Regions from separate parts of the Mus musculus genome. Here all the other regions are linked to region 1. A link is a loop called in an ENCODE intact Hi-C map of the cell type or tissue named here. Cell type or tissue: heart. All regions are shown on one strand. Links, peaks and the distances in the headings refer to the core of each region. The heading gives the core; the rest is flanking DNA.

Region 1 (5,000 bases), core at 1-5,000:
GACATTTTTGTGGTGTTAAAAATACCAGCTGGGAGTAGAGACACACACACCTTTAATCCCAGCACTTAGGTGGCAGAGGCAGGCAGATCTCTGATTTCAAGGTCAACAGAGTAAGTTCCAGGTTCCAGGGCAGAAAGAGCTACACAGAGATACCCTATGTGGAAAAAAAACAACACAAAAAAAGTAAAATACCAGAGTGAGGCGTGCCCCAGGTCACCTGTGTCCCTAGTACATGCATGTTTCTGACTGCACAAGTGAAGTGTTTATCAGAGTAGGAAGTTACTCTGCCCATCTCTTGAGAATGTTAGCTGAATAGAAAACTATTTACATGTTGATAAGTTTTCCCTTCCCAGCTCTTTGAGAAGCTGGCATTATCTGTCTGCATCCTGGTGTGGGTGCTTCTCAGATCACATGTATCATTAGAAGCTTCACACAAAAGCACTAGGGCCCCTTACCATGCATGGCTGTGGATGGATTGTGTCTTAAGAGTTGTCAAACCTTGGGGGGGAAATTCCCTGGTGATAATCAAGTCAATCCCCTGTGCACAATAAATGACATAGTAAGCTAAGCAAAGATCAGACGGGGTCATGTCAAGACTCTAAAGTGCAGGTGACACCTCCTAAAGATGGGTTCTACAGATTGACTCCATGTGACCCCTTCCATAAAGACAGTATCTAGACTGACTGAGAAAAACAGGGTTACTGTAAGGGTCTGGGAGAATCTGGTGTGGTCTCTGGCCATTTAGGTAGAGCCAAGGTCACCAGGCAGTTAACCATGTCAGCTCAGCCTTCTGGGTGGACAACAGGTTATGCATCTCTCTGCCTTTGAAGGAACAACTATGCGAACATTCCGGGTTCCCTCGTGCTTACCGGTGAGCGCAGGACCTCCATGCCTCCCACACACTGCGCTTTTAGGATAAATGTGAATTGGGGAATGAATGACACCTTGGATGAATTTTGAACCCTACAATATACACTAGTAAATTGTTAAGTAGAGCCTGTGGGCTGAGACAAGTTTAGTTTTATGTATGTGTGCATGCCTCTGTGTATGCCATGCGTGCGTGCATGGACCCATGGAGGACAGAAGTGGTGTTGGGTGCCCTGGAGCAATGTGGTTCTGGGAATCAAACTCTTGTTCTCTGGAAGAGCAGCTCTTTACTGCTGAGGGGCTGGCCAGATGACTCACTGGTAAAGAAAGGCACTTGCTGCCAGGCCTTGTTCACTGACTTTGAATCCTACTATGTGCTAGGAGAGGACTGGCTTCTGCAAACTGGTCTATGACCTTCACATGCACTCATGCTACATATGTGCCCTTGCACATGGGAGTGCTCATGCGCGTGCACACACACACACACACACACACACACACACAGGTAATTTAAAAAAAAAAAAGGTTTTTGAAAAGATGACTTAGAATAAGACAGGGCCAGGCAGTGGTGGCGCACGCCTTTAATCCCAGCACTTGAGAGGCAGAGGCAAGCAGATTTCTGAGTTTGAGGCCAGCCTGGTCTACAGAGTAAGGTACAATACAGCCAGGGCTACACAGAGAAACCCTGTCTTGAAAAACGAAAAACGAAAACGAAAACCAAACAAAAAAAAATCAGTGACAGACAGACAGACAGACAGACAGACAGATATACATACATACATGAGGGCTGGGGAGATGGCTCAGCAGATACAACTCAGATAAAGCTTGCTGCTGTGTGTGAAGGCTGGAGTGTTGACTTCCCAGTACTGTAGACATGTTGAGTGTATTTGTAGGCCTGGTTGTAATCCCAGCACTCAGAAGCTTAGAGATGCATTCCTGGGGCAAGCCAGCCAGATGGGGTCAGCTGAGAGAGGTTTGGTAAGGAAAAGGAGTGGCTGAGGAGGCCTATTGATCTTGGGTCTCTCTGTGTGTGCCTGCATACTTGTGGATACTCACATATGTGCCACACATGCCCCCAAAAGAAATACATCTGGAAACTTTAAATTCTACATGTCTTTAAAAGTAAGCTTAGCACATGGTGGTACTTACCTGTTGGGTTAGCTCTCAGGAAGTTGAGAGGTTGCTAGAGTTCAGGAGGCCAAGGCCTGCCTAGGCAACACAGCAAGATTCCTTCTCAAAAAAAAGTGGGAGAGAAATTCATGAACTAGTTGTAGTTGTGTAGCCCCACACCCCGGGCAAGAATAATTCCAGCAATTTAGCTTTATTTACTTTCTGGTCTTAATCTTGCCCTCCCTCTAGTGGTGGCCACAGTAGTAGCGTCTCTCTCCTTCCTCCCTTTCACAAAATGAATTCTTGTGGATTGGTCTTATTTTGAGGACAGCATGGTCTATAGTGAGTTCCAGGACAGCCAGGCCTATGTAAGGGGAACCTGCAGCTATGTAATTTTATGTTTTATGACTGGTCGTATGTAGCCCAGGCTGCCCTTGAGCATAAGCTCCGCTTGCCTCTGTCTCCCACGTACTTGGGTTTCCAGTGTTTGATCATAGTTTGCCCTGGTACTGACTGACTTCTTTAACCCTGTTGAAGCTGTTTCCGTGTTCTGATAGTTAAAGCTGTTCTAGCAGACTGCTTGTTTGTCTGTCTGTGTGATTTGGATGAGTTTTCTCCGTCTTTCCATAGGGTGAGTTCTTACTGGAATAGAGAGATGGTAACTGTATCCGCCTTCTCTGGAGAAGGAAGTCGTTTATACAGTGGCTGCTAGGTCTGCAAATCCAGAGACGGTACCATGCAGCTCAGCTGCGGCTTCATAGTGCAGTCTCGAAGTAGAATTTCTTCAGGAATGCTTATTTTTGTTTTGTGATCCTTTGGCTAATTAGATGAGATCACCTGTGTTATGTAGAATAATAAGACAACTAGTGTGTACTCTCCCCATGAGCAGACGCTTCTCATGGTGATACTTAAAAACAACCGAGCTTTTGGTCCTTATAGCTGTGTACACAGCTCAGCCACCTCGCTTAGGGTGTTCCATTATGAGTGCATAGGAGCCAGTTCTATTCATTTTACCAGCTAGCTGCTAGTCCTTGGAATGAGGTTGCAGCATAGCGTTTGTCACCGCTGTCAAGGACTCTTCATAGTGAGTTCTGGGTTCTCCAGTATCCCAGCCATAACTGGCTTGTATGAAAATGTCCTAAATTTGCCCTCAAAATAACCCACAAAATAAGTTATTACGTACATACATACATACGTGATACATATACACGTACATACATACATACGTGTGTATGTACACATACACAAATATTATCTGACCTTGTGGTCTTAGTTTGTAGTCCAAGCTAGCCTATAACCCATTTTGTAGCTTAGGCTGGCCTCAGACTCTTGTCACTTCCACTCTCCTAATGACTTAGGAAAGAGGCAGCTCCTCTCTCCTTGCTTGCCTGGTCCCTGGTTTGCCGACTTCCTGCCTGCCCTTAGTTGTCGTCTTGGTTAGCAGGGAGCTGTCACCCAAGTGCAGGTTTTGTCTTCTGTGATGGGTCTGAGATCAGCAGCCCCAGGTCTTGTTTGGCTCAGTCTGCCTCCATTCGTTCTTCTTGTTCTGCCGGCCGCTCTTTCTTTTGTGGTAGTGTGCCTCGCTGCCAGGGAGTCAGGTGCTTTCTCGTGCTTTGCACATAGTTGTAGATAGAGTAAGCCAACTCTTCAGGAGTTGGTCCTGTCACTGCCGGATTCTGCTCACCTTGATTGCAGGCTAGCAGTCGGCAGTATTCAGCCAGACAACCCTCAGTGCTCTGGGAGTCAGCACTTTCTCTCTCATTATTTCGACAGGAAATGAATGACTTGGGCTTGTGTTGCTGACCTAAAAATTCAAGACATAGCATCCATGAGGTGTGAGTGGATTCTGTTACTCTGTGCCTTCAGATAAATACGACATCTTTACCAGTGGCATGGTTTTCTCGTCCTAAAAATGGATAACTTCCTAGGTTGAGTCCAGAACCACAATCTATTGAGATAGTGAAAAATCTGTCAGGCAGGAGCAAAGCTTCAGTCCTTCGCTGTATCCTCACGGATGTCTGTGGGGATGTTTCAGGCTCCGTAGGTTAAAGGTCTTGCATGTAACTAGCCTGTGGACATCCTCTCCTCTCCTACAATTTCGGTGACCTAGATAACCCACTGTTAGTACAGTAGGGAATGATGCCCGGTAGTCTGTGCTGTGCAGGCAAGCTTTCTTTTCCTCAGATATTTTTGTTCCAGGGTTGTTTGAGGCCACAGATATGTAACCCATAGATGCAGGTGACTCTTTCTCTGTGTATAAATTAAATACAAGTGCATATGTTTGTGTATACATGTATTTTCCTTCTTTAAAATAGTAAGGTGTGGCTGGAGATATGGTTCAGTGGTTAAGAGCTCTGACTGCTCTTCCAGAGGACCTGGGTTCCATTCCTAGCACCCACATGGCAGCTTACAACCATCTGCAAGTACAGTTCTAGGACATCTGGTGTCTTCTGCAGGTACTAGGCACATACATGGTGCGCAGACATACATGTAGGCAGAACACTTATGAAAGAGCTAACAAGAAAGCCAGACTGAGCTGAGCATGATGTCATGTCTGTATCTTAGTGCTGAGGAAGTGGAGGCGGCAGGATTGAGTTCAGGGTCATCTTTAGCCTCATCTTTATCCTCTAGCCTGGGCTACATTAGACCCTTCTTAACAGGCAGTCTTAGTATAGTCAGTGTATTCGTGTTTTGTTATTGAGGTATATGTATTGAATTTGAAAATGTAAACAATCAGCTTTTCATTTCTAGAGAAAATAAAATTTAGCTGAAATACCATATTTTGTTATGTTTCTGTATTGATTATTCATAATTTAAGATTTTAAGTTTTGTGTTTTCACAAAAGTCAAGTTTTACTTTTGTGTTTTGCACGAGACAGAGCACAGGTCAGTGTCCAGCTCATTCTAGAGTCCTCTTGCGTTAGCTCTGACTGAGGGTCACCGTCTCGGGCCGTCACACCCATCCTATATCTGTGTTCCTAGGAGACCTTGTGTTCTCCCTTCAGGACATCTTGTTGAGCTTTA
Region 2 (6,489 bases), core at 784-5,783, 390 kb before region 1:
CTAAGCCAGAAGTTCAATAAGAAAATCTCATCTCAGAAACAAGGTAGAGAGTGATTGAGAAGGATGCCAAATATTGGCCTCTGGCCTACACAAACACACACATACATACACACCCCTATACACATACACATACACACTATACACACAGAAGAACTTTAAAAATACTTATAAGTATGCCATGGTACTATTTAACTTTCTTTTGATATAGAATCTCACTGTAGCCCAGGCTGGCCTTGAATTCACTCCATAAGTAAGGCTGGTATTGAACTCAATACCAGATCCACACTGGCCTCAAATTTAGCAATCCTGCTCCAGTATGCTGGGATTACACGAATGCAGTACTGTGCCCAGCTGCCTGCTCTTCTACCATAGTTTGTCTTTCTTCTTGCCTTTCTGTTTGAAGACAAATGATTTCACTACACTCAGATTAGATTATCTTAGATTATGTAAATAGTAACTATGCACTGTATACCTTAAAAGGCCATAAGAAAGGACTTTTTAATGTCAGCTCACACATTCATGTTTACAGGCCCAGTGAGATGAAACATTGGACCAGCGTGTCTTCACTCACCATTGAGCACGTCCATCCTGCAGAAGAGAGGAGGAGCCACTATGGGGAGACAGGAGGCAGGCTGAACACTCTCAGTAAGACTAGGAAGAAATGACTAGCTAGTCCAGTGTGTTGGAGCTTAAACAGAGTGGGGCGGGAACAAACAATGAGGTTTAAATGCAGACATGAAGCATTCAGCAAATACAAAACCAGGGTTGTGGTATCAGAACTGAGCTTTCTGGAAGATTAAGAACTGGAGCTTGTCTGGGAACCCAGATCACACCCCATGGTTGTCGCACATCTACTTGGCTGGGGTGGGCTGGTCCGAGCCTGGTGAGCATGCAATGGGAAAGGATAGGACGCTTAACTAGTAAGGGCAAGAGATAGACATTTACCTTATAATACAAAGCTGGAACGGCTAAGAGTCGGAAGGAAAATGGTGTGACCCTGGAGTGGTGACCCTGGAGAATCCATAGGAGAAATGAAAATGGAGGGCAGGACATTGGGAGTGTCAGCAGTGTCAGAGAAGGCTTTTGGAGAGGGTTAGATACCATCATGAAGGGGAAGCCGGAAGAGGAACTCAAGTCTGAACATGAAGGCAGGAACTGAAGCAGAGGCCAGGGAGGAGCCCTGTTTCCTGGCTTGCTCCCGTGGCTTGCAGCTAACTTTCATATACACTCCAGGACTATCTGCCTAGGGGTGGCATCACCCACAGTGGGCTGAGCTCTCCTACTCAATCAGCAATCAGGATAAAGCCCCCAGGCTTGCCTACCAGCCAATCCGATGAAGCCATGTCCTCAGTGAGAGTCCCTCCTCCCACATGACTCTAGCCTGTGTCAAGTCGACAGAAAACTAAGTAGCACGATGCGCATCTGTTGTGTTTTATAAAAAAGAGAAAGAAGCCGGGGATCTGTTTGGTAGAGGCACGGTGTGGTGGGGGGGAGGGGGTGCCTCTGCGGGCCCACTCTGATGCATCCCTTCTCCCTGAGGTACTAGCTATATGACAGATATAATATAGAAATAGTGTTTATTTATTATTTAGGGCATTGGGAAGAGAGTTGAGGAAGTAGTAGAGATGAGAGAGAGAGAGAGAGAGAGAGAGAGAGAGAGAGAGAGAGAGAGAGAGAGAGGCTGGCCATGAACACGTGAAGAAAGAGGGTGAGGGGAATGGGGGAAGAAGAGAGGAAGAGAGTGAGGAGGGGCAAGCAGCCCCTTTTATAGTGAGTCAGGCACACCTGGCTGTTGCCAGGTAACTGTGAGGAGGAGCCTAGAAAGAATGCTGACAGCATCGACCTGCTTGCACACTCAGGACACCTCATTCTCATTCGCACTGGGGCCCCGGTCTCCCCCTCAGCCTCTGCCAGGGCCCTGCTTCTCCATCCCCTCTTTTTTCCTCTTTTTGTGTGGATCATGCTGGTACATGAAACATCTCATCTGCCTCCTTCTAAAAGGTTCTCTGTGGAAACCTGCTAGAGACAGTGGTTTTCAGCCTTCCTAATGCTGTGACCCTTTAGTTCCTCCTGTTGTGGTGACCCCCCCCACCCATAAAATTATTTTTGTTGTTACTTCATAACTGTAATTTAGCTATTGCTATGAACTGTGATGTAAACATCTATGTTTTTCAACCCTCTTAGGATGCCCCTTATGAAAGGGTCAGTCAACCCCAAAGGGGCTGCGACCCACAGGTTGAGAACCACTCTACTAGGCGGATGCTTGGAGCCAACCATCAGGCTGAGCTCAGGGAACTTGGTGGGGGCACTGGCAGAAGGACTGGAGGAGCGGAGGGCGATTGCAACACCATTGGAAGAACAGCCTAGGTTGGCCTGAAGACCCAGTTCTCCCAGAGACTACACCACCAACCAAGAAGTGTGTACCTGAAGGGACCTTTGGCTCCAGATACATATGTAGCAGAGAATGGCCTTGCCCAACAGCAACGGGAAGGGAGACCCTTGGTCCCCAGGGAGGTTTGATGCTCCAGAGTAGGGAGACGGGGGAGCGGTAGGGTGGGAGAGTGTGGGTGGATGGGGGAGCACTCTCATACAGGCAAAAGGAAGGGGGGAGGGCTGATGTTGGTTGGGGGAGGGTGGCACAGAGGTAAACAGGAAGTGGGATATCATTTGAGATGTAAACAAATGGAATGATTAATAATAATAATAATAATAATTTAAAATTTCAAAGAGAGAGAACCACTCTGCTTCAGTTTGAGAAGAGAGAGTCTTCAAGCTTCCTTCTGTGTCTGTGGCACGCATAACACTGACTGATCATGGACAGAGAGTTTAGATTCTTGGTTACATCCTTGGGTTACTGACTATCCCCAAATTCTTATCAAAATTGAATTACAGCTTACCAACGTTACTTTACAGATCTAGAAGAGTAAAATGCCATGAGATGTTTGTCTGATCTTACTTCGGGGGGGGGGGTCCTTCTGTGCTATGAGGAGATATTGCACCCTTGTGGGACTTCCTTTCTTCCCTCTCAGTCTCATCCGTCTCCTGAGCCTGACTCTGATGGTCTCGTCCACCTTGGTCACCAAGAGCAGGTGTGAAGTCAGCTCTGCCATGTGTCCTCCTAGCTCCAGTGAGAAAGCTGCACCAGATGACCTTGCGTTGACCTTCAATATCATTATTTACTTGAAGAAGGTATGTGGCTATAGCCACTAGAAACCATTAGAAATGTTATTTCGAAGGTAAGAGCTGCACAAAGTCAAAAAGAATGCTCTTTATTTGTAACAAATGCATGTGCACAGAAGATTTGTACAAACTGAACTTCTTGCAGAATTATCAACTATATACAAAAGACCCCAACAGATTGGTCACTAAACATCCACCTAGGTTCATAATACACTTAGGGTATAAAAATCAAAGAGTTCAGCTGAACTCAGCAAATCAAACTCCCTCTTTGAGTTCAGCATTAGGAGCAATCATAGTACAATCTTGATTTCTCAGCAAGGCTTAGGAGATTCTACTACAGCGGCTGTCCTGAGAACTATGTGGGTGAACACTGAAGTTCACGGAGGTGTCATTACAGTGCTCTCTAGTGGAGGGCATCGGTAATACACCTTACAGAGAGCTGCAGCAACTGGATTAGTGTTAGGACCCAGTCTGCAGGAGAGCATGCCTACTCAAAACACTATAAAGAACCAGAAGCGTAGAAACCTAACAGGAAAGTCCATTTTCAAAATTGTAAAATGAGAACATTTGTAATTTGTGGTAACATTAAGAAAATGCAGGCGTGCGCAACCACGTTCACCAATGAATGAGACCAGGTATTGGGTTTCTCCCGCTTGAGAAGATAGTATCTGTTGTTATTGTGGTTTCGAAAAGTATTTCTCACAGACACTTAGAAATATTGAAATCAAAACGTTAAGATACAGGCCATGATTGACTAAATAGGCAGAAAATAAAATTTTCTCAGGTATGTGACTTAATCCCTCTCGTCCTTTCCACGTCTGAGCAGCTGATGGAGGATTTGCAATAACCGCTCTTTCTGCATAGGAACCAGCAGAACTCGCTGAAAATGGACTGAACAGAGTTCAACGACTGGAGAATTTTATGCCCCCCCCCTTTATTAATAATTCTGCTGTCACCAAATACGATGAGAATAGAGTCTCGTGAGTGCCGCTTTTGACACATTTTTGAAGTACGTCTTTTTCACGGAAAGAACTATCTGCTTTCCACATCAATAAAGCATATTTACATGTTTCCCAGGCGCCACGCGGCAGAGAACGAAATCCACTTCACATCCCATCTGATTGCGCGTACTCCTTCATGCATCTGCGATTGCGCGTACTCCATCACGCATTCTGCGAATGCGCATACTCCTTCAAGCATCTGCCCACGTCACTGTTTCTCATCTTCTCCGTGAATAGTTCATCAAAGACCCTGTTCTGCTTCGGAGTGAAGTAGTTTATCCAATCACCCACCACTCCTGGAAAGACAGGAAATGTATCAGGCAAGAATCAGTCTCTACCCACAACACTGACGGAAGAACTCTGCCAGCTTTGCGATCAAATGGGAGTGTTTGGTCTCTTCTGTGAGGGCTGCATATTAATTTCCACAGTTTATAACTATTTATTTAGAGAAAGATTTAAAATAAATAAATATTTTTTTCTGGAGTAGGCCAGGACGATCTAGTCTAAATGTGACCCAGTAGTGTGAGCACAAAGGTAGCTCATTGGTTTGCCCCCTTGCGAGCTTGCACAGTGAGAGCTGGTCTGAGACTGCACCGTAGGAATGGGTAGCTCACCTTAATTTCAGAAATGTCTTTTCTATAGAATGAATAGTGGAGAACAATAAACATACAGAAGTTTTCCATACAAAGCATTTGATGATGAATGTACATAGTCTGCCAGCTTCTCTTAATTTGAAAAAAATCCTGTTTTTAAGTCCCCCCCCCCCAGAACTGCCTTCCTCACTTCCAGTATGCTGCCCTTGTCAAATTTGGGGCTCAGGTTCCATCCCTGGAGTCTCCCTGTCATAGCACCAACGGCGCATTACTTTATCGCTACACTTGTTCTCCGTGGTCCTTTGTTTCTGATTAGCTTATAAACTCTTTCAAGCTAGGGGCTATCATGTACTCTTTGTGTGTAATCAAGAGTAGACATCTTAGCGGGGCTGTGGTGGTGCATGCCTTTAATCCCAGCACTCGGGAGGCAGAGGCAGGCAGATTTCTGAGTTCGAGGCCAGCTGGTCTACAAAGTGAGTTCCAGGACAACCAGGGCTACACAGAGAAACCCTGTCTTGAAAAACAAAAACAAAAAAACAAAAAAATTTAAAAACAACAACAACAACAAAAAGAGTAGACGTCTTATGTCATGTGTTCAGAAGACACACATGGCTCCATTGAACGCAGCACAATGTTACCTCCAGAAATGAAATGTATGATGTTCTAGGGATGGCTCCTTTCTTCACATTTTACATACTTTATTAAAAACACATATATAATATTTTTAGACATGGTCATATTCCATAGTTGGCTTGGAACATACTATGTGGATCAGGCTGGCCTTAGATTTGCCTGCTGCTGTCTCCAGAGTATTGGAATTAAAGATGTACACCATCATGCTCAGTCCATATGAAAATTAATATACTGAGATCATATTAAGAAAGACATTGTGAATCTGAACTTAGAAGACTGCGGCCTGTGTACTAAAACTTGCTCACCATTTGGTTTGGTTTGGCTTGGTTTTCTTGTAGCTGATGTTGTTATTTTAAAGATTACATTATTTCATGTGTATAGATGTATGTCAACACTGGATGTGTCCAGCAGACACCAGTCTTCCACGCTCACATCCAGTGCAAAGAAACCATACACAGGTGAACCTTCCATGCTGTTAGTTACAGGTAGTGCGGATAGAGTTTCATCTGGGGATGTTCTCCAGGGTTACAACCACAGAAGGTCAGGAAAATAACCATCACAGGGTTGTCTCTCTCTCTCTCTCTCTCTCTCTCTCTCTCTCTCTCTCTCTCTCTCTCTCTCTCTCTCTCTCTCTCTCTCTCTCTCTCTCCCCCTCTCTCTCTCAACACGAACAGCTCATTCGGTGTGCTCCTCTCTGCTCTTCTTTTTCTCTTGTCAAGCCTTCCCACCATCCACCACACACTACTGTGGAAACTGCTCAGAGCCCATGAAGAACTGACAGGTTGCCACGCGTGCCTGGTCTTGGCTTTCTGTCTAATTCTGGTCCAAATCTTTTCTTGGCTCCCTTGGGCTGCTTCATTAGGGTCTTCTGTCACTCCAGCTCTTGGCTCGCACCCAGACTACTCTGCCTTGCCGCACAAGCTGCTAATGGCTCCCTGACTGACTTTTCTCAACTAATTGTAATGCGAGCAGGGGTGGCTGACAATGTTTCTCACCTAAACAGTTTATGGCATCTTGCTTGGTTCTTCTGTCTCACTTCACTCACTTCTAAGCATGTTTATACTCTGCCGGTGCCACTATAG
Region 3 (6,489 bases), core at 660-5,659, 180 kb before region 1:
AGGGCGATGCACTGCCCGGAGTTGCTCAGTGCTGGAAATTGAACTCAGACAGGCTCCCTAAAGAGCAAGCACTCGACCTCTCTGTCCAGCCCCAGGGACTCTTAGCAGAGTGGGCGCCAAGGCTACTCAGTGCAAGGGCACCATATAAACAGAGCAGCAGTCTCCTAAGGCAGCAAGAACCTACAGAAGATAACTATAAGTATGATACCCTTATCAACAGTAATAAGGTTAGAATGTAGAGGAACTAAGGTAGACGTTTATGAAGGACTCTTGAACTCCATCAAGGACTCAAGGAAGGATGAGAGAAGCACACTCATGGGCGGACAACACAACAGCATGATGTGACTTCTCCCTTGACATAGACACCCAACGGTTATAGGAAATATCTGTAATTTCTCTATGATACCAATGGATCATGAGAGATGCTCAAATCTAGATGAAGGAGAAAACACCTTGGAATAACTAGCAGCATTTTGGTAATGGATAAGAAAGATCTATCGCCAAGTGTCTCCTCCACAGCAGTCCTCGTGTGCAGAGCTCCAGTTCTGTCCACACTCAGCCCTGTGACCTACTTACCATATCCAGCTCGTTCCGAGGGTACGTCCTAATGGAGCGTAGGCGAGTCATGGCCTGGTGCTCTTTGTCAGTCTGAGGTTAGATGTGACACGCGACTTTCGACTGTGACGTAGATAACACAGGAGGGGAAGCTTGCCACAGGCTTCCTGGAAAGGTCCCTTCACTCCTGAAAAGTCAACCCTTCTCCTGAGCAGGTGATCTGATTCATCCCAATATGTGTTCTGCGATGACTTAGAATCATTGCGCAACCAGGAGGAGAAGCCAACGTACCGATCTCAGCCGAACAGGAAGTTGGGTGTGGACTAGATTACTGCACTCCTGAATGAGCCTGCTCTCCAGAGACTCCCCATTCACAGCGCAAGTGTTGTTCCTACAGTGCTGCAGTTGTGTTTAAAGAGAGAGAGAGAATGAGATTTAAAATACCATGATGCGGGAACTGGTGAGATGCATTTTAAGTAGAAAAATCTGAAATAGTGTAATTTTTGGAAAACAAAAATATACATCTATTGTTTACACTGACAAAACACATATGCATTATTCAAGGGGACAGAAGAATGTGTGTGTGTGTGAGTGTGTGTGTGTATGTGTGTGAGTGTGTGTGTATGTGTGTGTGTGAGTATGTGTGTGTATGTGTGTGTGAGTGTGTGTATGTGTGTGAGTGTGTGTGTATGTGTGTGTGAGTGAGAGTGTGTGTATGTGTGTGTATGTGTGTGTATGTGTGTGTGTGTGTATGTGTGTGAGTGTGTGAGTGTGTGTGTATGTGTGTGTGTGAGTGAGAGTGTGTGTGTATAGATCAGAGGACAACTTGCAGAAGTCAGTTCTCTCCTTCCACCATGTGGGTCCTGGGGAGTCAACCCAGGTTGTCAAATTTCGTAGCAAGTCCCTTTACCAGCTGAGCTGCCTCACTGTCCCAACTGTGTAGTGGATGGGGTTTTTGTTTGTTTGTTTTTATTTTTTGTCATGAACATATATTACTTCTTTAAAATGAAGCAAAAAGGGAGGAAATGGTGTTGTGTTTTTTTTTCCTTCAGGCCAGAGAGTGGTAACTGAAGGGAAAAGCTAACTGAGCACAGTTGTGAATGAAGGCACAGACACAGCAAGCAGCAGTGATGCCAGCAGCATCCTGGGGAGCAAGGCTCCTTCCTGCTCACCCACGACTTAGGTTCAGGAACCGTGGAAGTCTTGCCACTGACGGCTGCTCTACAACAAAGTGTGGGTGAGGACACTGGAGTCTGGATGGGAGGGTTGTGGAATACCTGTTCCCAGCTGGCTAAGAGTCGCGGCTGTCAGGAAGTGCCCGCCTGCATCGTTTGCAGACATGGATGGGGTGCTACCCGCTCACTAAGTGTCCCAGATGATGTTGGAAGAAGTCACAGACAGGTTGCTAAGAAAATATACATAACAGAGCAGCTCAGGAGAACAGCACCTATCCGTGTGGCACTGGGAGAGTCGTCTTGCCACGGCAGGCACCTGTTGGCAATTGGTTGGATGGTCAAGAGTTAAACCATCCAGAAATGCAAGTAAGAAAGCCCTGTCGTAGGGGCCAGATGGATGGTTCTGCTTCAAAGGTGACCTTCCAGCTTTGGCGGAACCAGGTTCCATTTCCAGCACCACAGGGCAGCTCACAGCTACCTAGAACTCCAGCTCCAGGGGGTCCCTACCCTCCTCTGGCCTCTATAATATACTCCTGCATGCGTATGGTACACAGATGCTCACACAGGTAAATATATGTGCACATAAGATTAGTAAATCTTCTTAGAAAAACATCCCATTATTATAAATGTAACACCCCATTATGACAGTCTCCAGGAGGTAAAAGACAAATTGGGGAACGCCAGGACCAAGAAGTGGGAGTGGGTGGGTATGGGAACAGGGCTCTTAATTAACTTTCAAAGTTACATTTATTTATTGCATTGCTGACGGCAAAGCCCATGCCATGGCATGCATTGTGGAAGTCAGAGATAAGCATGGGGGAATCAATTCTCTCCTTCCACTATGTGGGGTCAGGGGATCAAGCTCAGGATGTCAGGCTTAGCAGGAGTGAATTTACCCCCTGAGCCATCTCAGCGGCAGAAGCCTTAATTTGAGCCGGAACTCACCTAACTGTGTGTGGTTGCTATGCTCTGTTCACAGAACCCCCACCAAAGCAGAAAGCCCACTAAGAACACACCCATTATAGTACCAGGGCCCTGACAGAAGAGGCACAGTTGGTCTCCTCTATGTAGAAAATGGCACTCATGTGACAGTAACTGGTGGAAGTTATGTGTTTCGGTTCCCTCCTGAGCTAATTGCTTTTGTTTTCAAGGTTATATTATACACTTTTCCCCTTTAAACAACCCCCAAAGGGCCAATGGGTACTGTGATCTCTCTCTCTCTCTCTCTCTCTCTCTCTCTCTCACACACACACACACACACACACATACTAGGAAGCAAGCAAACGGGGCTGTCCCTATAGCTGTGGCTGGTAACAGCATTGTTAAAAGAGCCACAGCCTCAGAGCTCAAGAGCCCAGAGGACACTGCCGGTTACTAGCAGCAAGAAACATCAAGTGTCCAGTCTGTCAAGGAGACCGACTGTTATACTTTTGATAGGAGATAACGCTTTTAAACATGTGGGCCTATTAGCTTAACTTGAGATGGTTTACAGAAAGCCACGTCTGACGGTGAATCTAGATTGTCAATTTGATGGGATTTAGAACCGCTGTGGAAAGAAATCCCTGGGCACATCTGTAAGGGATTGTCTAGATTAAGCTAACTGAAATGGGAAGTCTCATTAGCAAACTAAATGTGGACAGAGCCCTACACAGACGAGAGGGCAAGCTGAGCACAGGCACCCACAGCTTTCTGCCTCCTGACTGTGGGTGCCACGCAGCCAGCAGCCCCTCCCCCCGCTCCTGTTCACATGCCTCCCCTCCATAAATAAACGCTTTCTCTCTTAAATGGCTTTTGTCTGATATTTTGCTACAGGAACCAGACAAGCATCTAATATGCTGTGTCTTTTAATTTTTTCTGGGTCATCATTAAGCATTAAAATACTTCGCCACAGTAGCTCACAGAAGAGAGACACACGCTAAAGATCTTGTTGGCTTGACCCTGATAATCAAACCGTTCTACAGTTAGTTCTTTTCTGAAACACTTGTTATAATATTCGCAGAGCTTGACAGTTTCCTTTTGAGTAAAAAGGAAAAACTACTGTATGAGTGTTTGTATTTCCACCAATGGCTTGTTACGTGGGATACCTTGGAAATCTCTGCCACTTTATGAGATTGCCAACTGATCAAGTTCTCTTGGTACGGCTCTTTAAGCATTAAAGTCAAATGACAAGATAGCTGAATTCTGGCCAGATTTTAAAAGGAAAATTACTTGGTAGCTCTCTGAATGTAGCATGCATCAGCTCTAGAGACAAAACAAAACCTAATGGTGCATTCGGAGGAGGAAGGTCCCCACTCAGTTCTTGGATAAGCAGAGCCCTTTTTCTATCAACAAACCTTACTGATCAAAAGCCCATCTGGAAAGAGCATTAAGTCTATCCACCTGGGGCAGGTCAGCAAGATGGCCAGTGGTAAAGGGACTGGCTGCCAAGCCCGATGGCCAGAGTTTAGCCCCCCAGCACCGGTGGAGGGAGAGAATGGTCTCCTGCAGGATATCCTCTTACTTCTGCTTGTGTGCCAACTTCACTGTCAACTTGACTAGATTTAGAATCACCCAGGAGAGCTACCTCTCTAAGAACAATTCCAGAGACCTTTACACACAGTGGGGAAGACCCATCTTGAACTAGGTGGCACCACCCTATGGATCATGGATGGAAAAAAAGGGAGAAAGAGAAGAGAGTACTCTAAGCATCCCTGTCCCCTCTCCCTCTCCCTGTCCTCTCTCTCCCTGTCCCCTCTCCCTCTCCCTTTCCCTCTCCCTTTCCCTGTCCCTGTCTCCTTTCCCTCTCCCTCTCCCTCTCCCTCTCCCTCTCCCATCTCCCCTCTCCCCCATCTTCTCCCTCTCCTTCTCCTCCTCTCCCCCCTCTCCCTGTCCCCTCTCCCTGTCCTCTCTCCCCTGTCTCCCTCTTCTCCCCTGTCCCCTCTCCTCTCCCCCCTCTCCCCCCTCTTCCCCCTCTCCCCCCTTTCCCCCTCTCCCCTCTCTTCCCCCTCTCGCTCTTCTCCTGGGTATAAATGAAAAGAGGCCAGACACTTCATGCTCTTGTGGCTATGAAGTCCACACCATGATGGATTGACTCCATCCTCAAAACTCAAGCCAAAATGAAGACCACTTCTTCAAGCCGCTATTGTAGGAAACTTTGTTACAACAAGGAGGAGTGTAACTAAAACGGTGGGGAGATAACAAGGACAGAGCTTTAAATGAATAAGGCTAACTGAGTATCAGCTTACAGATCTGCACCACCAGGGCTGGCAAGAGGCCTCAGCAGGTGGGGCTCTTGCTTCGAAAACCTGACTGTCTGAGCTCAGCCCCAGAACCCTGGCACACCACACAAACAAGTGTTTGGGGCTGTGGTGCACACAGCAGACTGACCACACCTCCTCAGTCAGACAGCAGGAAAGCAAGGAGAGGGCTTACTCGGGTAGTATGAATGTTCTTATGGAAAAGTATTTTATGTTCATGTTCATGTACTTGAATTTCTGAAGGAGTAATACACTGCTTTGTGACATGTAGGGAGCCTGACACAGGAAGCTGCCACACTGAGCTGAGGAGGGCTATTGAGACACACACCATTTCTAGATAACGCACACTACAGGGTCTTCAGTTCCACGCAATCTCAGTCCGCAGAAGCAAAACAACAAAAGAAACCCTTGGGAATCTGGGAAGAAAAACAACGTCGTTCAAAAGAAAAGGTTAACCCCTAAGACTGGAAAATGTACGCAGTAATCAGAAAGTTCTCTTCCTGATTTTCCATTTCCCGGTTCTTGCAACCACAACACCGCACACATCAAGGCTCTGAGCTTTAGGTCAGTGTGCATATTTCCTTTGGAAGAATTACAAATGCCACAGACTCCCTCGTTTCAGGGTCTCTCAGCCCTCCTGTTTCCCTTCTACCAGACACTAGGCAGACACATCCCTGCAGGCCCCTAGAGCAGAATAATTAATCACCTTACTGTCTTTGGGTATACAGTCATGTCTGGAATAAATCGGACTAGTCTGAAAGGAGAATTTAAAGGAGTATTGCCATACAATAAAATAAGAAAATATATTAAATTTAAATTATGCATTATATAGATAAATATGTATTTATATATTATTTATATTATTATATAAGTATAACATATTATTTATAAATGTTATATACAATACTAACAAATTATATTGTATAAATAAATAAAACATATAAAAATAAAACATTAAGTGGAAGGTGGTGAGGACCCTGCAGGTTCTACACCAGAAACGAGGAAGAACTTTGACCCTTTCATGATTCGCTGTCTGTCACTTATGTTCTTTTTAGGCAGGCAGATTACAGGAACTTGGCATGCTTATGACCAATTAGTTTAATTTAATTGCACCACACTGACAGGAACAAAAGCTTAAGGAGTTGTTTGTTTACGATTACAATCAGCACTTCAGGGAAACTGGGGTGACAGCATGCTTATGTGTGGGTAAGCCTGAAGTTTATTGGTATCCCTAAGGGGTTGATTCCAGGTTCTTCTAAAGTGACGAAAATGTGTGGGTGCTCAGCCCTTTCTGTGCAACGTCACACTGTTGGCGACTAATCCTCCCTTCGTCCTTATATTCTTAATCTCTGGATCATTTACAAGACCTACTATACTGCAAATACTTGTCACCGCAGGAACGTCTTACTCTGTTTCTTCTGTAGGATTTCATTTTTACTTGATGTGTGTGCGTCTGCATTTTGTTGAATCAACAGAGGGGAGTCTGATATGGTTGTGGTTCTCTATGTGAGCTATGATCTACT
Region 4 (6,489 bases), core at 612-5,611, 76 kb before region 1:
GGACTTACAGACCATGGTGAATGGACATATTAGTGCCAGGAATTGACCCAGGGTCCTCTGGAAGATTATTCACTGCTCTTAATCACTGAGCCACTTGTGCAGCCCTTTGATAGGTTTTAATATCCTTATAATGTTCACAATCCACAGCTATTGCCCGGCATGATTGGATGGTTTGAAAGAGAATGACCATGATAGGCTTCTCTATTTGAATGCTCAGTCCCCAGCTGTTAGGACTGTTTTGGAAGAATTTGGAAGAGTATGTCACTGGGTGTGTCACCGCTGTAGTTAGTCTCTCTCTGCCTGGTGCTTGCAGATCAGATGGGAGCTCTCAGCTACTGATCCATTACCATGTCTTCCTGCCTGCTGCCAGCTTCCCCACCGTGATGACCATGGACTCACCCTCTGAGAATGGAAGTCACAATAAAGAGTCTCTGCTATAAGTGGCCTTGGTCATGGTATATCTTCACAGCAACAGAAGAGTAACTTAGACACACAGGCAGATATCTATAATCCCGACCCTTCAGAGACAGAAACAGGAAAGCCTCAAATTTGAGGCACAGGACTACACAGTGACAGACTATCAAAAACAACAACAAACTACAACCATCACGTTAACTGAACACTGCCTTTGCTTGCTCCAGGGAGCAGCAAGATGCTGAGGGTCGGTCTTTTGCTGTGTACTGTAACGCTAAATACTGGTATCCAAGCCTGATGCCCACAGGGAAGAAGGAATCCCCACGGACAATGTGGCCTTGCTCCTTAATTTAAGAATATTTATTAAATAAGATGTTCACAGCCTATAGCTGGGCAGGAGACAGGCAAGGGTTTCGGCTCCTGGGCTTGGAGTCTGAGGAGAGACTACAAGGACAGGGTGAGGAAGAAAAAGATGGAGAGAGAGTATTCCCATGCCATGGGGTAAGAATCTTGAATCGTGGCCATGAGGGCTGGCCAGTTTTAATTAAGAACAGCCCAAATGGGACATAGCAAGTCATATTGTGGAGTTACTGGCAGGGAAGTAAACATAACAGCTTAGAGGGTAGGTATGGTGTAAAGTGCTGATTAAGGCTTATTATAAATATAAAGGTTGTATGTCTTATCTTAGAACTGAACGATCAAAGGTGGGATAAAAAGCCCCAATTGAGATTAAATAGTTTCTACAGCAGCTTGTTTTAGAAAACCAGATGGCCAGTAGCACTGAAGATCTGCAATGACAAAGCTCAGAACTACACAACTGTCTTCCCATGGGAAATTCTTACCCACGGGAGACATCCCATTCCGTAGTCCACACCAATCTTCTCACCATCTACCTCACTTGATCATTTCCCCAAATGTGGCTCTGACTACTCCCCTTCCCGTCACTAAAAGACATCACCTGCATGCTCCTACACTCCTGTAACACACCAGCCTCCTCCAGCTTCTCCTCTGCCTCCTCACCCTTTTACACAGACACAGGCTACAGGCTCTCAGGAGCTAATGTCTCTCATCCAACAGGCGTTGCTTGACACTGACCTCACAACCTAAAAATGGTGATCTTTACCACTTTCTAGTGCATTTTTTTATGGCACCCATAACAATTTTTTCCTAATTTGCATTATCTACTTCGTAAATTCTGTACTTTTAAAATGTCTTAGTCACCAAAACAAAAGTTCCTTAAAATCAGAAACCAAATTCACCTTGTTCATCATTATACATACATCAACTAAACCAGAATAGCACAGGGCCTAGCAAACAACCATCATTCAAAAATAACATTCAGCACCTTGTCTAGAGAGGTGGGAAAGTTATAATAGAAGAGACTGCTGCTAGGCTGTGGAGATTTACAAGGTAGATCATCGAAGCACATTATTTCTGCCCCTAGGAATCCACTGCCTAACCTGTAAGATGAGGATATGGCTCCTAGTTAGCTTTGCTGTAAAAACTAAGGATTCAAAAGTACAAAACACAAATATCTCAATAATGAAGCTCAATACATATTAGATATTAATATCAGCTGTGTGGATTACTCTCCAGGCTGCCTGAAAGGCAGTACAACTTCAGTTATCATTAGATCTCTGTTGACATCTGGCCCAGGAGCAAACTGCTTTGGGTTTTGTTTTTTGTTTTTTGTTTTTTTTTTTGGGGGGGGGGGGTTAGTTTGGTTTGTGTTTGTTTGTTTCAATAAAAGATGAAGTTGAACTCAACAAATGCCATAAAAATAAATAAAATAAAAAATACAGTGAATTGCAGTTAATTAGGTTCTGGAACGTTTAAGAATATATTGAGTATAAGTATACTGTCATATGTCTTTGAACCCTAAGCATTAATAGCCCAAATGATTATTGCTCTAATGGTCTGCCTCATTATGTCAACTTTTATTACAATTTCTCCTTGGCTTCTTTCAGGTTGTGAGTTATTAACTTCCGGACAGTAGGCCTGTGCTAATTTGCATGACTTTTAAACTAATCATTAGACTTAAAGAGCAATTTTGCAATTGAAACCCATGGCACTTAATTGACTTCCTACCTCGAGGCAATAAATTACCCTGAAACAGCTCACCTCCCTACCAGTCTACACAAGGGCAGCTTTAGTGCTGCTGTTGTGTGTGACTTGCACTGATGATTCAGACGGTGTTGGGGTACGGGTTGGATGTAGTCGCACCGTGGGGCTGTGGGTGTCCCCAGAGGGCTGGCTGCGTGGACTTGCTGCAGCAATGGCCCTTAACCTCCTAACCGCAAACGAGGTCGTGGCGAGCGTCTCCGCTGCCACGCCTCGGACCGGCAGGTGGTCGGACCGACGCCCTGACCGCGAGCTTGGCAGCGGGACGTGTCCAGGACCGATGGCCACATCTCACGGGCTGGGGGCGGGCGGGCATCCCTCCACGGAGCCGGGGACCGCGGGAAGGGCAGGGCTCGGCGCCCCGTGCTCTGGGGGGCAGGACCAGGAACCAACCTCCACGAAGGCATCCGTCAGGTCACTGGCACGGTCCATCACCGGCAAATGGCGACCGGCCACAATTTTCACCTTCAGCTTCCCCGGCATCACGGCGGCTTCGGCCTCTCCTAGGATTCCTGCAGAAACAAACAAGCGAGTCTGCGCCGAGCGAGCGAGCGAGCGCGAGCCCGGGGGGGGGGGGCGCGGGGGCGCGCGGAGAGGCGTCGGGAGCGCGCGCCAACTGACAGCGGAGGGCGCGCGCGCCGCACTCACGCTCTGAGCAGGAACCGAGTCGTCCCGCGCGGCCACCGAGGCCTCATTCCGGAGAAGCAGCCGGAGGAAGGGCGCCGGCCAGCCGTGCTGCCCTACCCCTGACGTGCTGCAGAGAGCCGCCAAGTCCAGTCAGCATCCCGCAAAGCAGGCACCGCGCCCACCCACCTTTCTCCTCCCACCTTCCAAAAATGGCGGCTCGAGGGGCGGGAGCGATCGATCTCTCGGTGCTCTGCCCTGCGGCGGGGCCGATTTGAATTCGCGGGGCCATGGGAGAGGGGCGGGGCTGAGCTGGAGAGCAGGGGAACCGGTCGAGCCCTGCATCATCTACCCAGCCTCGGGTCGGTTAGGTGCAGGAGCCGTGCTGAGGACACGCTCCAGCGCTCTGGGCACCCGGCGCTGGTGACAACCCAGCCGCGCTTCATTTTGTTGGCCCTTGGACAGACTGCTGCTGCCAAGCATACTAGAGGAGTCTACTTTTAGTGTTTCCTGAGACGGCCACCAGGAAGGGGTACTGATGCGAGTAGTGGTTTTCTATGAATTTCAGTAAGAATCCTCTGGTTAGAGTCAGGTGTGGGGACGCACACCTGTCAACCCAGAACTTGGAAAGTGGAGGCAGGAGGATTGCATCGAGTTCTTAGCCAGCCTGGGCAACAGACGAAAAGTTTGGCTCAAAAAAGAAAAAAAAAAAAAAAAAAAAAAAAAAAAAAAAAAAAAAAAGGAAAAGGGACAAAAAATTACACACACGCATCTCAGCTAGTGAAAATAAATATTATTTCTTCAAAGACTTATTTCAGTCACAGGCAATTGTACTGTGTACTGGGTTATAGATGGCACTTCACACTTCCTTATGTCAGTGTGAACTTTGTGTGTCAGTGTGAACTTTCTTTTTTGAGGCAACATCTTGCCTGCTGGCCTCTCCTTGGTATGCAGCCCAGGCTGGCTTTGAATGTGGCAGTCTTCCTGGTGTATTGTCACAAGTGCTAAGGTGATGGGTTTGTGCCTGCACATCCAGCTCTCTAAGTATTAAGCATTCACACGCCTAAAGGAAAGGTCTACAGTGCTGGCTAAAAGTCAGCAAGAAACGAACCTCCAGCGGTACATGTAGTCAGTGTGAGAAATGAGCCCGAAGAAGACCTCACTAGGTCTCTGTAAATTGACCCCACTCTAGATACATCATGAGCCTGTCAAAGTGGGGTATTAGATACTGCTTCAGACTATCAGAAAATGATTGGGGTTGAAGCCCACACACAGGATGGAACAAGAGCACTTCCTACACTATGGCAAACCCAGCATTGGCAATACACTCTGTAGTAAATACTGAAATCAACACTGAAAATGCCAGTGGGAAAAAAATCACAGCACTGAATTTATCAGGAATGGAAAATTCCTAAATGAAGATATCAGCATGGTCTTTTTAACTTCAAAAATACTAAAACAGGATAGAAAAATTACTTGAAGTGGTAATGAACCAGAAACGCCCTTTCAAAAAGAGTCCTCCTGAGAAAGGAATTTTGCCCATGGGCAAAACTGAATTCTTCCAAAGAAAATGTCCTGCTCAAAAGAAGAAAAAGAATAAGTAAAAGATACATTGTTGCATACTGTTTGGACTAGAGAAATTTCCATCCTTGTCAGTAACAATAAGATCACAATCTCACATAATTTCCTTGGACCCACCTGTAGCTTTTTCCTAAGCACCTAAACTATCCTTGCTGAATTCAAGGGTCTACTACAAATCAGTCCATGTTCTTTACATTGTTTTCCCCTTCACTGAACCATTTTATTTAATAAACCATTTTTTAATGAAATCTATATCTAAGATTGTTCTCTCTGCATCTTCTCAACTGTTCCTCATCCTGCTTGGCGGTAGTCTTTGCAGTTTTTGGTCTGATGATAAACTCCTTGCTGAGGTAAATGCCCACACGGACATGTGGGCCGCTGGCCTTTTCTGCTGTCAATTGTGGATGACATTTCCTGTAAACCTGGACTGTCTTGCCAATCAGCTGACCTTTTAAGTGTCCTCACACAACCTGAACTTCATCCTTTGGGATACACAGAGATCAAGCCCCTGCCTCAGATCTTTGGAAAGGGGGATAGAGATGTTGAAATCCCTTTCCCATCGCTCCAGTTAGAAAGAGCTGAAAATAGTGACACGTGTCTTTAATTCCCAGCCCCAGAAAGGCAGAGGAAGGTAGATCTCTGAGTTCAAAGCCAGTCTGGTCTACATTGCAAGTTCCACTTAGGTCAGAGTTACACAGTGAGAAACCGTCTGTCCCTGCAGCTCCCTCCCCACCAGAAAAGAAATTTGCAAAAGTCCTTCAGTTTGTCAGTCACCCACTAGCAATGGTGCCCGAAGACCAGAGCTGCCTTATTATACGGATGGCGGGATAGAGATAGCTTTTTCTAAGGAAAATATATTGCCTTGTTACCAATTCCTCTTTTAAAGTATAAATGCAAAGACCGGAAGAGGGACTGCCGAAACTTCAGGCCCAACCTGGGCTACAGAGTGAGACTCTGTCTCTGAAAAGAAGAAGGCAAGAGTCTGGGGATGTAGCTCAATGGCCAAGCACTTGCTTAGCACAGGAGCCTTTGGGTTCAATCTGCAGAACCACAAACAACAACAACAAACCAAAAAGAGATACAGGAAAATGCAAGAAAACTGAGGCTGAGCGATAATTTTTAATGGGACATAATTCACAGAGTTACAAGGTGTTGTGATGTAGAAAATATTTGCAAATTGTACAATTAGAGGTTAGCAGGCTCAGCCTCCTAATTAGTGGACCTCCTAATAAAGTGCTTGTGCATACCTGCTGCCCGAGGCATCAACAACAGGAGATTATAATTAAGATGCTTCCTGAAGACTTTTAGTGGAGTTAAGCCTGGCTTCAGCTTAACCGGTTCCTAGTAATTGGACTCGTTTGTTTTAATTAATGCTGGGAACAGTGCTTACTTTCCTGACAAATAAATCATGAGATGACCCCCTGATTAGCATCTTCGGCTTCATAGGCTGCCTTTCTTCTTGCAGATTAGTTTTGAAATAAAAGCTAGTATGTACTACCTGTTTCCTGCATGCTAGACCACCACGTTCAGAACTGGATCGCTTTTCCTGTTTCGCTAAAAATCCCGTGAGGAAAGCGAACCCTGCTGAGCTTTGCTTTTATTGTTTGTTTGTTTGTGTTGTCTTAACTTTGTTTTGTGATAATAAGAAATCCGTATGCATTCAATCGACATCATACTTCAGATTACGAATTTAGCTCCTTCCCAGGGTAAGAAGTTCCTCTCGACAGGACCGATGGCATGCATCTGTGA
Region 5 (6,489 bases), core at 609-5,608, 660 kb before region 1:
ATGGTGCTGGACAGGTTAGGTCAGAGTTTCATTTCCCTCATGTCATTCATGTCATTTGTTCCATTGCCATTTTCACGATTAAGGTTTGTTTGTGAATGGGGGAGAGTTACTGAACCTTTCCTTAGAGGAGAACTGGGGTTTACTAACATGATGCACACACAGGAAAGGAGGAAGAGGAATGGCTTATTGGAGGCAAATGATAAGAATGAGCACCTCATTAATTGATGTTATTTATACCTTAAGACTCTGGCTAATGTGAGTTCGCTCACTCTGCTTCCTGTTCAGATGTTGCTTTCAGTGCTGTGCCTGCTGCCTGCTGCCTGCTGCCTGCTGCCTGCTATGATCCCTCCCACTGTGATGAGGATGGATACATCCTTCCTTCCATCAGCTGTCTTGGTCCTGATGTTTCATCACGTAGTAGAAAAGTAACTAATAGTTACACTCTGAGTAACCATTTTTAAAGTACATGTGGATGGCTGCTGTAAGAAGCCAGGATGGCGGGCGTTCTGATGAAAGTTGGTCACAACGGGCTGTCCAGCAAGGCTCATTCTCTGGAGATGAGTTTTATCTGTAGACGATGTTTGCTGTGTGAGACTCTGTGGTATCCTACACCCGTGATCTGCATACTTGCAACCATGTATCAACACACTAAATACGTCACACTAGCTTTCAAAAAGAGTAGCAAAAATGGGGTTGAGCTGTAGCTCAGGTGGTAACAAGCTTGCTCCGCATGTTGGAAGCCCTGGGTTTGATTCATAAACTGATCTGCTGTTACATAGCTGTAATCCCAGCACCTATTTAAGAAGGAGAGTCAGGAGGATCAGTGGTGCAAGATTGTCCATGGCTGCAGAGTGAGGTCAAAGCCAGCTCAGGCACATGAAACCCTGGGGGTAGGGGGTGGGGGGTGGGAGGGAGGTGTAACAGATATAACTGTTATACCCGTCTTTGGAAGGAGTTCTGTTTTAAAAGGCACAGGAATTCTAAAGTGGCTGAACATAAGCGATAGATAATACTTTAAAGATGCTCCAAGGACCTCGGATGACTCTGAGTATATAGGATCTGAATGTAGTCTGTGAGTGTAGCTCTGTGGTAGAGTTGATGCTTAGTTTGCAGAGGCCCTGGGTTTAATCCCCAGGATTCCCAAATCAGGGAACAAATAAATACCAAAACAGCTCTATAATTGAGGGAAATAAGGGCAGGACTTACATATACAGAATCTAATTCTGAAAATATCTTTTTCAGGAGTTCTGAGATGCACTGGGAAGATGGGAAGATGAAGACAGGAGAGGACCAATCTCAGTGACTACTTTGTACAATAGCTGTCTCCTGAGAGGCTCTGCCAGAGCCTTATGGATACAGATGCAGATGCTTGCAAAGCCAGCCTCCTGGACTGAGCACGGGGACCCCAGTGGAGGAATTAGGGGAAGGACTGAAGGAGCTGAAGAGGTTTGCAACCCCATAGAAAAAACAACAATATAACCAGCCAGACCCCTGACCCCCAGAGCTCCCAGGAACTAAACCATCAACCAGAGTACACATGGAGGGACCCATGGATCCGGCTGCATATGTAGCAGAGGGTGGCCTTGTCTGGCATCAATGAGAGGGGAGGCTCTTGGTCCTGTGAGGGCTTGAAAACAGGAAGATTAAATGGGGAGGCCAAGGTTATGGTATGGAGGTGAGAATGGGAGCCATGAACTCAGATGATTTCCTACTGTTCAGCCGAGGTAAGGATATGGTTAAATGGTTTGCATGAGGCCTTATCTTTTAAGAAGTGTGATGGGTACTCATTTGTTGCTAGGTAACAGGTCCACCATGAGCATTGTGGTCACTTGTGTGCATGTCAATAGAAGCTAGTCCTGTGTTTATGCATGCCCAAAACACTGTTGATCTAGCTAACACTAGGCAAACAGTGCTCTGAAACTTACCATGTACAAATATCGGGAAAGAAACAGTATTTGAGGCGTGGAGTGCATCATAGCTCAGTTGGTAGAGTGTCCACCTCTAATGTACCAAATCTTGGGTTCTTGTCCTAGCACCGCATTAAACCAAGAATGGTGGATACACCTTCAACTCCAGCCTTGGAGAAGTGGAGGCAGGAGGATCAGAAGTTGAAGCTCCATGCCATCCTTGGCTACGTAGTGAGTCTGAGACCAGCCTGGGCTACAGGGAACCCTGTATGGGAGAAGGGAGGCAGACCAGAACTTAAAACATAGTTCAAAGATCTTACATAAAATTTCTCAAATAAGGTTAATCAAACTCATTGTCACTTACTAAAGCCAGTATTCTTGATCTGTGATTTGTAGGGCAGCCCCACAGGAAAAAATTATCTGCAAATGGTGACACAGCACATTCCAAAGACAATGGTACAGTAGCCGGAAAGGCAGCTTTAGCCAAAGCTTAAAGGCTCTTGTTTGGTGGCAGTGAAGGGCGCATCTGAGGGATGGCTCTGGGCTCAACCGAGAACCAAATCCCCTTCTTGGACACCTCTATTTGGAAATTAGCTGTGGTGACTTTGTGGCATCATAATATTTGTAAACACTGCCACCTGCTGGAAGTTCTGTAGACCTGCACACAATTTAAACTAGCGCTCCCTACACAACTCTTTTTCTTTCCCCCTTTCTTCCTGCTCTTATTGTGCAGTACAGGAAATCTAACCAAGGGCATGCTGGGTATTCGCTCTACCCCCGGGACTACAACCCTGCTCTTCACCAACCTTCTATCATGGTTTGAAACCAACCACGTGGGGGGTGCATAATCATGGGTTCGTATTATTATTATTATTATTATTATTATTATTATTATTATATTATTTAGTTACATTCCAAAAGTTGCCCCCCTTCCTGGTCCCCCTCTCTGAGTTCTTCACCCATCTCCCTCCCCGTCCCGCCTCTGAGAAGGTGCTCTCCGACCTGTCTACCCACCCCACCTCATCCCCACCAGCATCCCTCTTCCCTGGGGCATCAAATTTCCACTTAAGCACATCTTCTCCCACAGAGGCCAGAAAAGGCAGTCCTCTGCTACACATGTGCCAGGGGCTGGCCATGAACTAAACCATGTATGCTCCTTGGTTTTTGGCTTAGCCTCTGGGAGCTCTGAGGGGTCCAGTTAGTTGACACTGTTGTTTTTCATAAGGGGTTTTGATCCCCTTCAGCTCCTTCAGTCCTTCCTCCAAGTCTTCCACATTGCCCCTGACCTCAATGGTTAGCAATAAGTATTTGCATTTGTCTCAGTCAGTTGCTGATAGAGCCTCTTCAAGGACAGCGATGCCAGGCTCCTGTCTGCACGCACAATATGGCCTCAGGAATAGTGTCAGGATTTGGTCTGCATGCATGGAATGGATCCCAAATTAGGCCAGTCGCTGAGCGGCCTTTCTTTCAGTCTCTGTTCCATTTTTGACCCTGCATTTCCTTTAGACAGGAACAATTCTGAGTTAAAAATTTTGAAAATGGGTTGGTAAGCCCCCCTGCCTCAACTGGGGGCTCTGCCCTGTCTATCTACTGGAGGTGGTCTCTTCAGGTTCCATCTTCCCACTGTTGGGCATTTCGGGTAAGGTCATCCCCATTGAGTCCTGGTAGCCTCTCATATCCCAGGTCTCTGGGACTTTCTAGAGGTTTTCCCTGCCCCCTCGCCCCCACTGCTGCATAATTCCATCCATTCTCCTGGCCCTCTGGACATCCCTCCTGTCTCTCCCCATACCTGACCCTGCCCCCACCTTTTCCCTTCCCCTCTCCCACCCAGTTTCCTCCTTCACTCTGCCTCCCATGATTATTTTGCTCCCGTTCTAAGTGGGTTTCAGGTACCCACACTTGGGCTTCTCTTCTTGTTAAGCTTCCTCCAGTCTGTGAGTTGTATCATGGAATACTATCAGCCGTTAAGAACAAGGACATCATAAAATTTTCAGGCAAATGGATGGAACTAGAAAATACCATCCTGAATGAGGTAACCCAGACCTCAAAGGACATTCATGGTATGCACTCAATGGTAAGTAGATGTTAGCCAACCATGGGTTTTTTAACGTGAGGCCTGTTCAGTTCTGTAACAGCATGTCTTCATAGAAGAGTAGAGCTATGGTGATCTGTGAGTCGAGAAAAACAGAATGGGGATGGGGAGATAGCTCAGGGGTTAGGAGGGCTGGATGCTCTGCCAGAGGAACCAGGTTCAATTCCCAGCGCCTTAGAAGCTTCCAACCATCTGTAACTCCAGTTTTAGGGCGTCTAATGCCCTCCTCGGGCCTCCACAGGCACCAGATGTGCTCATGTACACAAACACAGACAAAACACCGCCACAAATACAAAACAAATACATTTCAAAAAGTCATTCCCTGCTGCTTGACTCTTACAGAAACAGGGTGAATAAAGCCATTTTGTATTCTTCATTCCAGATCAACTCCTTACAATAAAATTAGCTCTTTATTATTTATTTGGAGGTTACATTCAGACTACTCTGGGAAACAAACATTTTGCTAGGATAGAATTCAGTTTTGAATTGAGGCATTTTATCAGCACATCCCTGGGCAACAGTACTAAATTAAAAAAATAACAGGTGAACATCGCAGTAAAATCGACTCCTGGGCCACACGCTTCAGTCTGAGATGTGGGCTGGGCCACGCCACTTGATAGACTTATGTTTGCTTCTCTGTTGGCTAAGAGACTTCACTCACTGATCTCCCAGGCATAGGCTCAGAATAACTCACTCTCTGATTAGCATAGTGTCAGAGAGACAGACAGAGGTTTATGTTGGGACATTTTGGAGGGATGCTGAGAGCCTCACTACACACTAGGCAAGCGCTTTCCCACTGAGCTCCAAGCCCAACACTCATCTGATTCTTAACCATGGACGACAATGCCTTTCAATGCTGTATACAATTCAAGCTACCATACAAAGGTACTTCTCATACCATAAAGATGTTTCAGGCGGCAGATTTCTCCCCTTAAGTTCCTCTGACCTGATTCTGGCAGGACGATGGATTCTGGGTCATCACTTTTTTGGGAATGCTCCATGCTCACCATGCCAGGTGCGGTCTGCGTCCCAGTCAGCTGGGAGTCACATGTGGAGCTATTCTGGGGTCTAGGGACCGTCGATTCTTGCCAAGGTGAGGAGAACGGGGACAAAGCCTTACAAACATCTTCATGACTCAGCACTCAGCAGTACATGTGCAATGTGTCCTTTGTCTTGTCCTGCTTAAGGCCACACTTCTACAGTGGGCCGTGTGTGCATGTCTGTCTGTGTGTGTCTCTGTGTGTATCTGTGTGTCTGCGTTTGTGTGTATTGGCGTGTATCTGTGTGCGCATCTGTATGTGTGTATCTATGTGTGTGTGCATGTGTATGTGTGTGCACACATGTGTGTGTGTATCTGTGTGTGTGTGCATATGTATGTGTGTGCACACACGTGTGTGTGTGTGTGTTTGTATGTCTGTGACTGTGTGTCTGTGTAAGTGTATATATATGTTTGTGTGTCTGTGTGTGTGTGTCCCTATGTAGGAACACCTGAGGACATAAAACACCCTGGCTTGCAGTTTTCTCTGTTCTTTCACCCCCATCTGCAAATTTCTCAGATGGTTCTCTCTGCAAGCCATCGTTTTGTTACATCTAGTCACCATGTCTGTATGTCTGTTTCTATTTGTCTTGCAGTAAAACTATTTGAGAACATAGTGCATTTGGGTAACCACCGAGACTCTCTGCTGGCCTTGCCCTCCATCAATCCTGCTGCAGCCTTGCTACTGCTGGTGTCTAGGGTCACCCACACAGGAGGGCATCATTCACGGTGTGTCTGAGGTTTTCTCAGTTGAAGTGCCCAACCACAGGGGGTCAGCTGTGAATTTAGATTGACTTTGGGGCATCAGATCGCCATGGACCAAGGTGGGCGTGCTGCACTGAGTAGAAAACAGACACAGAAAACAACAGCGTCCTTTCATGTCTGATGCTTTCATACATTTGGGGAAACTTCCTGCCACACTACCCTCAGATACTGATCCTCTCCCCTTGTCTCTGGACAAAGAACTTACTGTGCTCAGAGAAGACAAATGTAGCCACAGCCTGAGCTCGGATTAGCAAAGTGCTGGGATGGATGAGACTGGAGAGGTGGGCGTAGACCCGTAGGTATGGCTACTGCTTGGTTTACTGTAAAAATTCGCGTTTTCTTTTTTATTATGGAAAAGCCAAAGACATAAAAAATAGAGTTGTAGAATATTTCCTAAAGACTCATGGACAGTTTAGAGAATGACAAGTCCATGTTCAAATCATTTCCCTTCACACTTGGCTTCAACAAGTGAGGTCACCTTATGCTACAGTTTTGGATTTTTTTCTTCTTTCTTTTTATTTTGGAGATTTCATTTCATGGATATTTCATTATTACTACAAGGAACATTTATTAGTCTAGCCACCACAGTTCCATTATGCCTCATGCTGGTGTCTGTTCTATAAGCTGAATGTGTGTGTGTGTGTGTGTGTGTGTGTGTGTGTGTGTGTGTGTGTGTGCGTGCATGCTTG

What was found. Peaks named below come from ENCODE experiments on the same cell type or tissue, not always from the same donor. Only the 100,000 strongest peaks of a DNase experiment are listed, where the experiment ranks them.
Region 2: a loop joins it to region 1, with 2.5 times the contacts of the local background. A loop is called at or near these places in 11 of 42 quality-filtered maps.
Region 3: a loop joins it to region 1, with 3 times the contacts of the local background. A loop is called at or near these places in 12 of 42 quality-filtered maps.
Region 4: it touches region 1 in a loop (3-fold over the local background); 29 of 42 quality-filtered maps call a loop at or near these places.
Region 5: it touches region 1 in a loop (2.5-fold over the local background); 2 of 42 quality-filtered maps call a loop at or near these places.

The regions. Positions count from the first base shown.
Region 1 is chr6:143,173,261-143,178,260 of GRCm38, forward strand. The region is part of intron 1 of Etnk1 (ethanolamine kinase 1); the gene reads left to right. Among named protein-coding and RNA genes, the nearest start is that of Etnk1, 8.5 kb to the left of the region's middle. In heart, for the core only: CTCF peaks have their summits at 2,230 (motif pointing left) and 2,432; no DNase peak of the experiment used is centred there.
Region 2 is chr6:142,781,964-142,788,452 of GRCm38, forward strand. It overlaps Sult6b2 (sulfotransferase family 6B, member 2), which reads right to left. Exons shown (of 6, transcript NM_001145390.1): 6 at 3,818-4,477. The coding sequence ends at 4,344. It overlaps Gm46981 (a long non-coding RNA gene), which reads left to right and starts at 1,742. Exons shown (of 3, transcript XR_001785407.2): 1 at 1,742-2,416; 2 at 3,030-3,189; 3 at 4,045-4,869. In heart, for the core only: a CTCF peak has its summit at 3,591 (motif pointing left); no DNase peak of the experiment used is centred there.
Region 3 is chr6:142,988,897-142,995,385 of GRCm38, forward strand. It overlaps a transcript of St8sia1 not described here. Among named protein-coding and RNA genes, the nearest start is that of St8sia1, 28 kb to the left of the region's middle. In heart, for the core only: no CTCF peak of the experiment used is centred there; no DNase peak of the experiment used is centred there; H3K27ac peaks cover 2,728 bases.
Region 4 is chr6:143,096,750-143,103,238 of GRCm38, forward strand. It overlaps C2cd5 (C2 calcium-dependent domain containing 5), which reads right to left and starts at 3,403. Exons shown (of 29, transcript NM_001362113.1): 1 at 3,184-3,403; 2 at 2,929-3,047. The coding sequence starts at 3,018. In heart, for the core only: a CTCF peak has its summit at 3,673; a DNase peak (open chromatin) is centred at 3,432; H3K4me3 peaks cover 1,805 bases; H3K27ac peaks cover 1,572 bases.
Region 5 is chr6:142,516,771-142,523,259 of GRCm38, forward strand. Gm38919 (a long non-coding RNA gene) reads left to right here and starts at 1,417. Exons shown (of 3, transcript XR_869567.1): 1 at 1,417-1,446; 2 at 2,034-2,138; 3 at 2,641-2,761. Gm46979 (a long non-coding RNA gene) reads left to right here and starts at 4,410. Exons shown (of 5, transcript XR_001785405.1): 1 at 4,410-5,092; 2 at 5,632-5,764. In heart, for the core only: a CTCF peak has its summit at 2,551 (motif pointing left); a DNase peak (open chromatin) is centred at 5,141.